Regions from separate parts of the Homo sapiens genome. Here region 1 is linked to region 2. A link is a loop called in an ENCODE intact Hi-C map of the cell type or tissue named here. Cell type or tissue: GM12878. All regions are shown on one strand. Each heading gives the region's core, and the rest is flanking DNA. Links, peaks and the distances in the headings are about the cores only. Region 1 has its middle 97 kb from the start of LINC02172. Region 2 overlaps LINC00499 (long intergenic non-protein coding RNA 499).

Region 1 (4,406 bases), core at 151-4,150, 760 kb after region 2:
AATTTCAGTTGTAGGATGAGCAGAACAGCTGCTAAGGAATAACAAACTCTTTCAGTTATCATCCAGTCCAGCTTTTCTGCATAAGCATGAGCCACTGGTAAAAATGTTCATGAAACCATTTAGAAAGATGTCCCTGGTGAGTCATGCCTTTTTGCTAGCATAACAATGGACTGGTAAAATATTTACTCCTTGAAAACAATGAGAATTAAAACTTTTTCCTATTACAGCAAATTTACAGTAATACTAATACATGGGTGAGCCATTAACATATTCTAGCACAGTTATTTGGCTGCTGCCATTTTTAATTACTTTACGGGCTCTTTTATCAACTATAGTCCGTGTCTTTCTGGAACAATAATCCCAAGACAGCAATATTTTATCAGCCAAATAGCCTTGTTCTGGCATCAGATTTTCATCAGCGCAACCTTGGCAAACTTGTCAGAATTTATCAGTGGCTTTGTGATCAACAGATGTTTTATTGTCACAAATCTTTAAAAATATAATGCTGCGTCTTTTCTTAAATATCTGCAACCAGCCTGTTGAATGTTCATACTTCCCTTCAATTTTCAGTTGATTGTGATAGATCCTTGCTCTTTTCATGATCAGCATACCATCATGTCATATGTTCACCGTTTTGCTGATGGATCCACTCTTTTAATACATGATTGAGATGTTCATTTTTATTTTTCTGCAGTGCTTTTCTATTTTTCATTAACTTCTGTTCATCACTTTTAACATAGAACATCAATAGTTTATCCTTTGGTTTCTTTGGGTCATATATGGTGGACATTCCAACACCATACTGTTCTATAAGATGTTTCACACTTACACTGCTGTCCAGTGTTTTTCCAGCAGCTTGACTTTCTGTACTATAAATAAACATGAATACTTCCTTTTTTATATCACTGTTATCAACAGGGGTATCTGCAAAACTTTTTAATGTTTTCAGCAATATCTTTACAATATAGAGATGAAAGTAATCCGAAAACAAAAACAAACAAAAAACAGTGAGTAATGCATGTAGGTCTTGGCCCCATGTGAGGTGTCATGGGGAACCTGCCATTGGGGCATCTGGCCTACACAAATGTCATTTTATTACCCTTTGTGGGTGTGCTTCTATGGGGAAAACTGGGCATGCATGGAAAAGATATATGACAGCTGAAGGGGGCTGAGAGGATCTTTTTTTTTCTTGGGGATGCTGAATTAAATGTGTGTTTTGTGCCTGAATTTGGACTGTGATCTGTCACATGAGGTTAGGTGTAGAATTTTCCACTTGTGAAGTCATTTTGGCACTCAAAAAGTTTCAGATTTTGGGATATGTTGGATTTCTGATTTTCAGATTAGGGATACTCTACCTGTACCAAGCAGTAAGGCTTTTAATAAGACCCTTGATCAAATGATCAATCTCTCCTCTGCTATCCAGGTCCTATTAAATACCTAGCAGAAAGGAATCATTGTTATAGGATGATATCTTAAAGAGACATATTACCTATTTATTCAATTATTTTAGACATACAACTGTCTAGAAAGTTTTATCAGCTCTTTAGATGACCACAAAATTACTTTTACTTAATTACTTTCACCTATCCTCTGTCTTACCAGGTTTAGGTCTTTCTGTTTCCACAGATCAATGTAAGAACTAGCCCTTTAGGTCCTATTTCTGTTGTTGTTGTTGTTTTGAGAAATAGAAAGAATTCTGCATATTACTTATTACTTAGTGCCTCTTGAATAATGCTTACCCCGACTAACTTTTTTTTTCAAATTTAGAAGTTGGCAAACACGCACACACATGCGCGTGCACACACACACACACACCCCTCACACCCCAAGTTCCACAGGAGAACCGGTATATTTTATTTCTCATAATAATGAGTTATGATAAACAGCAATTTTTCATCTTTGCCTTGGCTGCCAGAATAGTTAGAACTATCATTATCTTCCTAGGATGAGCCGCTGCCCTGATTTGCCTGGGATTGTTGGGTTCCTTGGGGCTTGAGACTCATTAGTAAAACCAGACAGTTTCAGGCTAATTGGGATGGTTGTTTACTTCTTCTTATAAGAGGAATATATGTTTGTCTTTGAAATTTAAAAATTATACAAAAATAGAAAAAAAAAACGTAAATAAATAACCTAAGTGGGAAATACTATTTGACTGATTGGATTAAGGAACCAGAACTGAGGGTAAGAGAGAATGACTAAAGGAAAGAATTTGAAAGTCATTGATGTGGATGGGGCAGCTGAAGAACAGATGGTCCCTTTATGTGCCATGTAGAGAAAAGTGGGAGACATAGAACAAGTGGTAGGGGAATAAAAGAAAATAGCTTAGCGAATAGGAAAGAAAACTTCTATTTTCATGATTGGCTAAAACTATTCTATTTATAGGAAAGAAAACTTCTATTTTCATGATTGGCTAAAACTCGTCTATTTCTTTTTAATTTTTTATCAATATTTTGTATTTCTCGATAATTTTTTTAATTTTTAAAATTTATTTTCTTTTTTTAATGGAGAACCTCCACTTTTTAAACAGTGTTAAAAATTACTCAGTTATGTAGGTGCTATGTTAGGAGAACAAATCTACACTAAGATATTAATCTACAAAGTTTTGACCTGAGTATTGTCAGTAAAGTGACAAAGCTCTGAGTAGAGATGTTTTGGTTGGAAATGGTGCAGAAAGAATTCCAGCCACTGCTACATGTTGCGAAGTACTCCCTCGTGCCCCTGCATCACCACTTTCTCAGCCTGTATTAAGCCAACATATTGTTTTTCTGTCCAAGTAATTTTCAGTAACACCCACAGAATCCCCAGCGGTGATTGCATCTAACATAACACCTGGCAAAAATTCAACTTAATGTGAGCAAAATGGCATCATAGAACACATGCTTCTGAATAAAACTCTTGCTTCAAATTCAGAAAAGGAGGAAAGGAAATAAAGAAGTCCATGGTTATAAAATTAAGATGTCTTTAGCCACTAATTCTAAGACAAAATAAATAACGACAACATGCATATTTTATAACATGGTTTCAGCATCACTAGGAAAAACAAAATTATACAATTTTACCCAGAGAGCATTGTGATAGCAGTGTGATAGCAGCAGATTAATAATTAAAACCAAGTCTCTTTAAAATGAGCTTGTTCTATCAAATTCAAGAAACATTTAAGAAGTCTGTCTTAGGTTTCAGGAACTGTGCTAACTTCTTTCACTTACATTATTATTTTTAATCAGATGAATTTCACCAAACATAAACGTCTTATAAGTTTTAAATTTCCCTTTGTATCATTACATTATTTATACACTGTAAGTTCACCATTCCACTTAGTTTATCATTCAATGACTGTATCATTTTTTGACAAAGCAGAGATATGAGAGAAAACGGAACTAAAAGTTGCCAGAACAGTTATACCATTTTGCTCAGTTTCTGATTTAATAAATTGCTCTGTCACATGGAAAATTGGTCACCTAAATGTAGATTTTTCATGCACAAGACTTGATGCTCACAAATCCCATTACTACAGAATAGGATCAATGAGGCCTCATTTGAAAATGTGCCCCCTATGGTCTGAGCTGAATCTTGTCATGTGCATTGTCAAATGAATAGTTCCACTGTTGGCTCCATCTCCACAAGCTGACAGCTCAGCCTTGGCTCTGGTATAATGTGTTTTTTTTGTTTTGTTTTTGTTTTAGGTAGAGTTCTTAATCCCATTAAAAGCTATTATAATTCCCTGGCCAATCAGACAGCTTGCTCTTGGTGTGGCTATTCTTTCTGAGTACTAATGCTTTATGAGCAATAGATTTCCATGACATTGATGAGATGACATTATCCTGGCAACATAGTTCCTTTTGTCCAACTGTTGATGCTGCCTTCTTCACCATTTATAAGTCTGGAACACATAGGAAAGTGGTCAAAGAGTTGGAAATAAGAAAACTTTTTCTCCACCCATTATTATTTACGATGTTGTTCTATTTATCCTGTACTTTGTGAAGGCTACCCTTAGTACCAACCCACTTTTCTATTTCTTATTTTAGAATAGAAAAAAAAACACTTTAAAAGAGTAAAATCTGCACTCATATTACGCTGAAGTTTCATGTCCAGTATAATGATTAAGAAAATGGTCTATGACGTTAGATGACTCTGGTTTTGAAACCTGACTCTTTCTTTCATTACCTATATGACTTTAGAAAGCCGCTCAAACTTTCCAAATAGGAGTTACACATCTGCACTGTATAAATAATAATAAATATCTACATCCAACATGTTTCAAGAAGTCAAGGAAATAATGCAAGATGACTTAATATGCCTGTCACATATCAAGTGTGGTCAAATGATTGCCATTATTTTTATTAGAAGGCATAGAAAAGTAATTTAGTTTTTTATGCATCCACAAAATTATTATTAATAGTTTTATT
Region 2 (4,406 bases), core at 254-4,253:
CATTTTCTCTTCCAAGAAACAGCTGATATATTGAACAGAGATGACTTGTGGAATATAGTCAAGAAGTAGCTTAAATGTTCTCTCCCTCTATCCTTTTAAATGTAGTTTGTAAGTTTAGCCTTTTCATTTCTTTGTGAAAAGTTAGGCAGATTCCATGATGTTTCTGGTCACTGTTGAGTAATACAGTTTTCTTGTTACTTCAGGTCACAGAAAACTGCCCCAGTTTAGTAATTTAACTGTCAGAAGCATGTGTTTGTAAAAACTTTGATCTTGTGTTAAAGTTGAAGTTTTTTTCCTTTCTGGCAGCTTGAGTCTGCTGTGAGTGGGAAGCCAGAAGTTGAAGTAGGGGTGGAAGAGATTTATTACCTAGTCTAATACTACTTCTACTCCTTCTCCAATTCACCGGCAGAGTTTTCTGGCTCTTCAAGGATTGGTGCCAGGAAGGAAGAAGTAAGAAAGGCAGCAAAGATGTTACTTCACAGCTCCTTGTGAGGTGATCTAGCATTTTGGCAGTTGTTTACAGCTGACAACTTGACAGATGGTCACAGCAGACTCTTTTGTGGGGGCTTTTGTGAATTTTCTGTAGTTCTCTGTAAGATCTCAAGCAGGGGTCAGCTTGCTCTTTGCAGTATGATCAGTAAATGTGTCTTCTCTGAAGCAAATGATCCCCCTTCTCACTTTGTGGCATATCCTATGAATTCTATCCAGTGCCTGATGAATGTGTGATAATCAATTGATGACAGATAAAGAAACACTGCCATAAACTGAGTTGGTTAATCAATATAATGAAAGAGTTTATACTGATAGGATGTATGGGATAGAAGAAAGCACACATCAACACAATGATAAATAATATTGATATTGCAAGTAGACAGGAATAGTAATGATGGAATTGAAGTCATCTGCAAGGGGCAAAGACAAAAAGGAAAATAAGAAAGAAGGGCATATAGATAAAATTGCATTGTCAAGTGAAAAGAGAATATGTTTAGGATTGTCTGACAATCAAAAACTGTTTAAAAGAGGAAGTTATACCAGCATATTGCATTTGTGGTTAGGTAGACAATAATTTCACAACAGCACATGACTCAATAGGCTTGAACAGCACGAAGTGTCTGCCCAAATGCTACTAAGAATTTAGGCAGTCAATAAAACAGGGAAGAAAAAAGTGAATGGACATTTTTCTTTTCAAGAGAAGCTTTATATGCTTCTTTTAAAAGGATGGAAGTATGTTATAAACAGAAATTAAATGGTTGAAATAGGGTTTAATTTAAAGACAGTAAGACCATCAATATGCTCATTAAATACCAGTTGGCTATTAGAAACCTGTTTAATGAGATTTACCAACCACTAAAACCATCATGTCTGTCAGTTCAGCAGCCATTAAATATCAGTAATTTTGTTTGTTATGGAAAATACAGTTAAACTATTCCAAGAGAGTCAGAAAGTTACAAATAACAATGAGTAATATAATATTTGTTGAGTGTTTATAGCAAACTAGCCACTACTCTAACATTTTCCTGAACACAATTTCCTTTAGTACTCACAAGGTCAGTGTCACTGTGTCCTATTCATAGTTAGGGGAACTGAGGCCTGGGCAGTGTAATTAACTTACCTAAGGTCACACAGCCAGGCAGTGGGTTGAAGCTTAAACTCAGGCAGTCTGACTCCAGAACCCACATTCCTAACCAATGAGTTACCCAATGGTACCTGTCATAAAATATATCCAGCAGTCTTAGGGCAAATCTAATAGTAGCAGCCTTACCTGCTAGAGGCTGGTGATCTGATTTTCAGCCCAGACCTCCATGTGGTCTTTGTCACACTGGTGGCAGGAGTCAGATGGTCTCTTGCAGAAAGAACTGTGAGAGAGTCACCTGTCACAGGCCCTTGCTTTCACTTCTGCACAGTTTCAGCCAGATCAAGGACTGGAGACAGGAAAGCAGGGCTCCTGAAGTTTTGACCCTCCTAGCTCTTTCTTTGTCTCGGATTTTTAATTCTTTCATCACCTGCAGTCTCTCAGATCTACTTTCTCTTTGGTCACTACCCAAAGCTCTCTTTCTTACCATCCTGCATCACCTCGTTTTGTATCTTCCATTTTGTTTGTGGCCTGGGGTGCAGGTGGGCAATGGTATAGGGGAGAGCTTGTCTCAAAGATTCACTGATTCCTGAGGGCAGAGTGTGTTTGCAGAAGGCTGAAAATGTGCACGAAGACCCCCTGAATGTTTTGCATCTGTGGTATTGTATTATGGTTAACATTTTGGGGGCAAATTGTGAATGGTGAAAGCTTAAAAAAAACCCAACTAATTATGAAAGGGAATGTTGTGCTTACATAATTATTGCTTGTCAAAACTGCGCTTAATAAATACAGCCCATAGCAGGATTTTATTCTCTGCATTACAGTTAATAATTAATCCTCCAAACTTATTGTCTACTGCTAATAAACACATACCAAGCTTATTACTCTCTCTAAATTCTTGCCCAATATGTCAACTTGTTTCCTTCTTATTTCTTTTCTCTTACCCCTAATTTTTAAAAGTTGAAATCCATATTATTTCATACTGCTCAATAATGCTTCTAAAAACTTTTTTTCCTAGAGTTTTTCTACAAATAGAAGTGTTGAATAATAAAATTATAATCATATCTTTATCTTTCACTTGGCTAGATTTTGGATTATGCCCTTAGGTTAAGAACTGTATCTTTTGCACCTCAATACAGTGCCAATCACATTGCTACACTTTACAACTAAATAACAACCTTAGTACCAACATATATGAGGTCTTATTAACCTTAACTCTGAACTTATACTTTTAAGGAAATAATTATGCATACACACTAGACTATGTGGGAGTCCAAAGTCTGGAAAAAAATATAGCAAGACCTTTATGTAAGATACTCAACCAAACATATTCAGCTAAAATAAAATACCCAATTCTAGAAATAGCATGTAGTGGATGACACCAGTAAGCTAAACCAGATGGCTTGTATGACAATGTCCTGTGTTAGAGATTCTGAAGTCACCCTTTGGGAACCCATTTCATTGCCTAATATTGAAGTTGGAAAGAAACTCTTTGCATCTGATCTTTATTTTCCTTTATGTAACTAAGTCTGTTTCTTCTTGGACTGTCTATCTGGGAGGTAAAAACAGTTGATTCTTAAAAGAACTCCTCCATTGGTCAGAGTACTCTCATTAAGTCAAGTTTATATTTCTTTCTTTAAGCCAAATAAAAACTCTTGTTATTCATAGTTGCTGATGGGGTAGTTTGCCACATGTATGAAGAGGGCCGCACAATGCACTACATGACGTAAGTTTCACACCTGTGATCTGTGGATAAGTGAACAAGTTCCCAATATTTTCTGTCACCTGGAATGTGCTGATTTAATTGATAAGATTTTCTACCCTGGCTTTCAATTTCCCAGTTTTTAGAGATCCACAGCAGATGATATTAAAGAACCGAAACAATGGCGGTGATAGAACTAACATAGATGCTTCAAAGAGGAATAGTTTATTCTTTATGGTGCAGACTGACACATGTTTTTAGTAGATCTAGTTGATTATCAGCCCACAAGCTTTATGTTTGCTTTTGCAGCTGTTCTATCCAATGACGGAGCCACTAGACCCATGTAGCTTTTTAAGTTTAAAATAGCTAAAATAAAATAAAAATAAAATAAAAAATTTGGTTCTTCAGTCATGGTAGCTACATTTGATTACATGAGGGTAATGGCTGACATATTGGACAGTACAGTTATGGCGCATTTCTAACATTTCAGAAAGTTCTGATGGAGGGTGCTCCTAGTATAGAACAACCCTGGTCTTCGGCCTGCATGCTTGTAGTGACACAGAAAAGTAACTTTCAAAGATCTCTACAACCTAAGACCATATCCTTAGGTTGTTGAGTGCATGGTAAAAGAATATTAGAGATGGGGAAATAATTTCTACCCCATAAACACATTCTCAACAGTAGGACAGACTTAACACAAGAGGGACTTAGAGAGCTTCTCTCTGGTCTCAGAAAATAGTCATCTTTTCCCACTTGACTGCTTATCCATATGGTAATTCTCTTCTTAGGAATTAGGAGAGCCATTGAGTTTTTCACTTTGTTTGCTTTATATTTTCAACATCATTTTATAATGAGTACTTTCTCAAATTCTTTTTTATTTTTATTTTTTGTGACAGGGTCTTGCTCTGTTGCCCAGGCTGGAGTGCAGTGATGCGATCTCGGCTCACTGCAGCCTCCACCTGTCAGGTTCAAGCGATTCTCCTGCCTCAGGCTCCCAAGTAGCTGGGATTACAGGCACGTGCCACCATGCCCAGCTGGTTTTTGTATTTTTAGTAGAGATGAAATTTCACCATGTTGGCCAGGCTGGTCTTGAACTCCTGGCCTCAAGTGATCTGCCCACCTCAGCCTCCC

What was found. Peaks named below come from ENCODE experiments on the same cell type or tissue, not always from the same donor. Only the 100,000 strongest peaks of a DNase experiment are listed, where the experiment ranks them.
Region 1: a loop joins it to region 2, with 7 times the contacts of the local background. A loop is called at or near these places in 1 of 110 quality-filtered maps.

The regions. Positions count from the first base shown.
Region 1 is chr4:137,640,082-137,644,487 of GRCh38, reverse strand. No RefSeq gene overlaps it. Among named protein-coding and RNA genes, the nearest start is that of LINC02172, 97 kb to the right of the region's middle. In GM12878, for the core only: no CTCF peak of the experiment used is centred there; no DNase peak of the experiment used is centred there.
Region 2 is chr4:138,403,015-138,407,420 of GRCh38, reverse strand. All of the region lies in intron 2 of LINC00499 (long intergenic non-protein coding RNA 499), which reads right to left. Among named protein-coding and RNA genes, the nearest start is that of LINC00498, 93 kb to the right of the region's middle. RefSeq lists an enhancer at 1,742-1,801. In GM12878, for the core only: no CTCF peak of the experiment used is centred there; DNase peaks (open chromatin) are centred at 1,030 and 1,800; H3K27ac peaks cover 1,328 bases.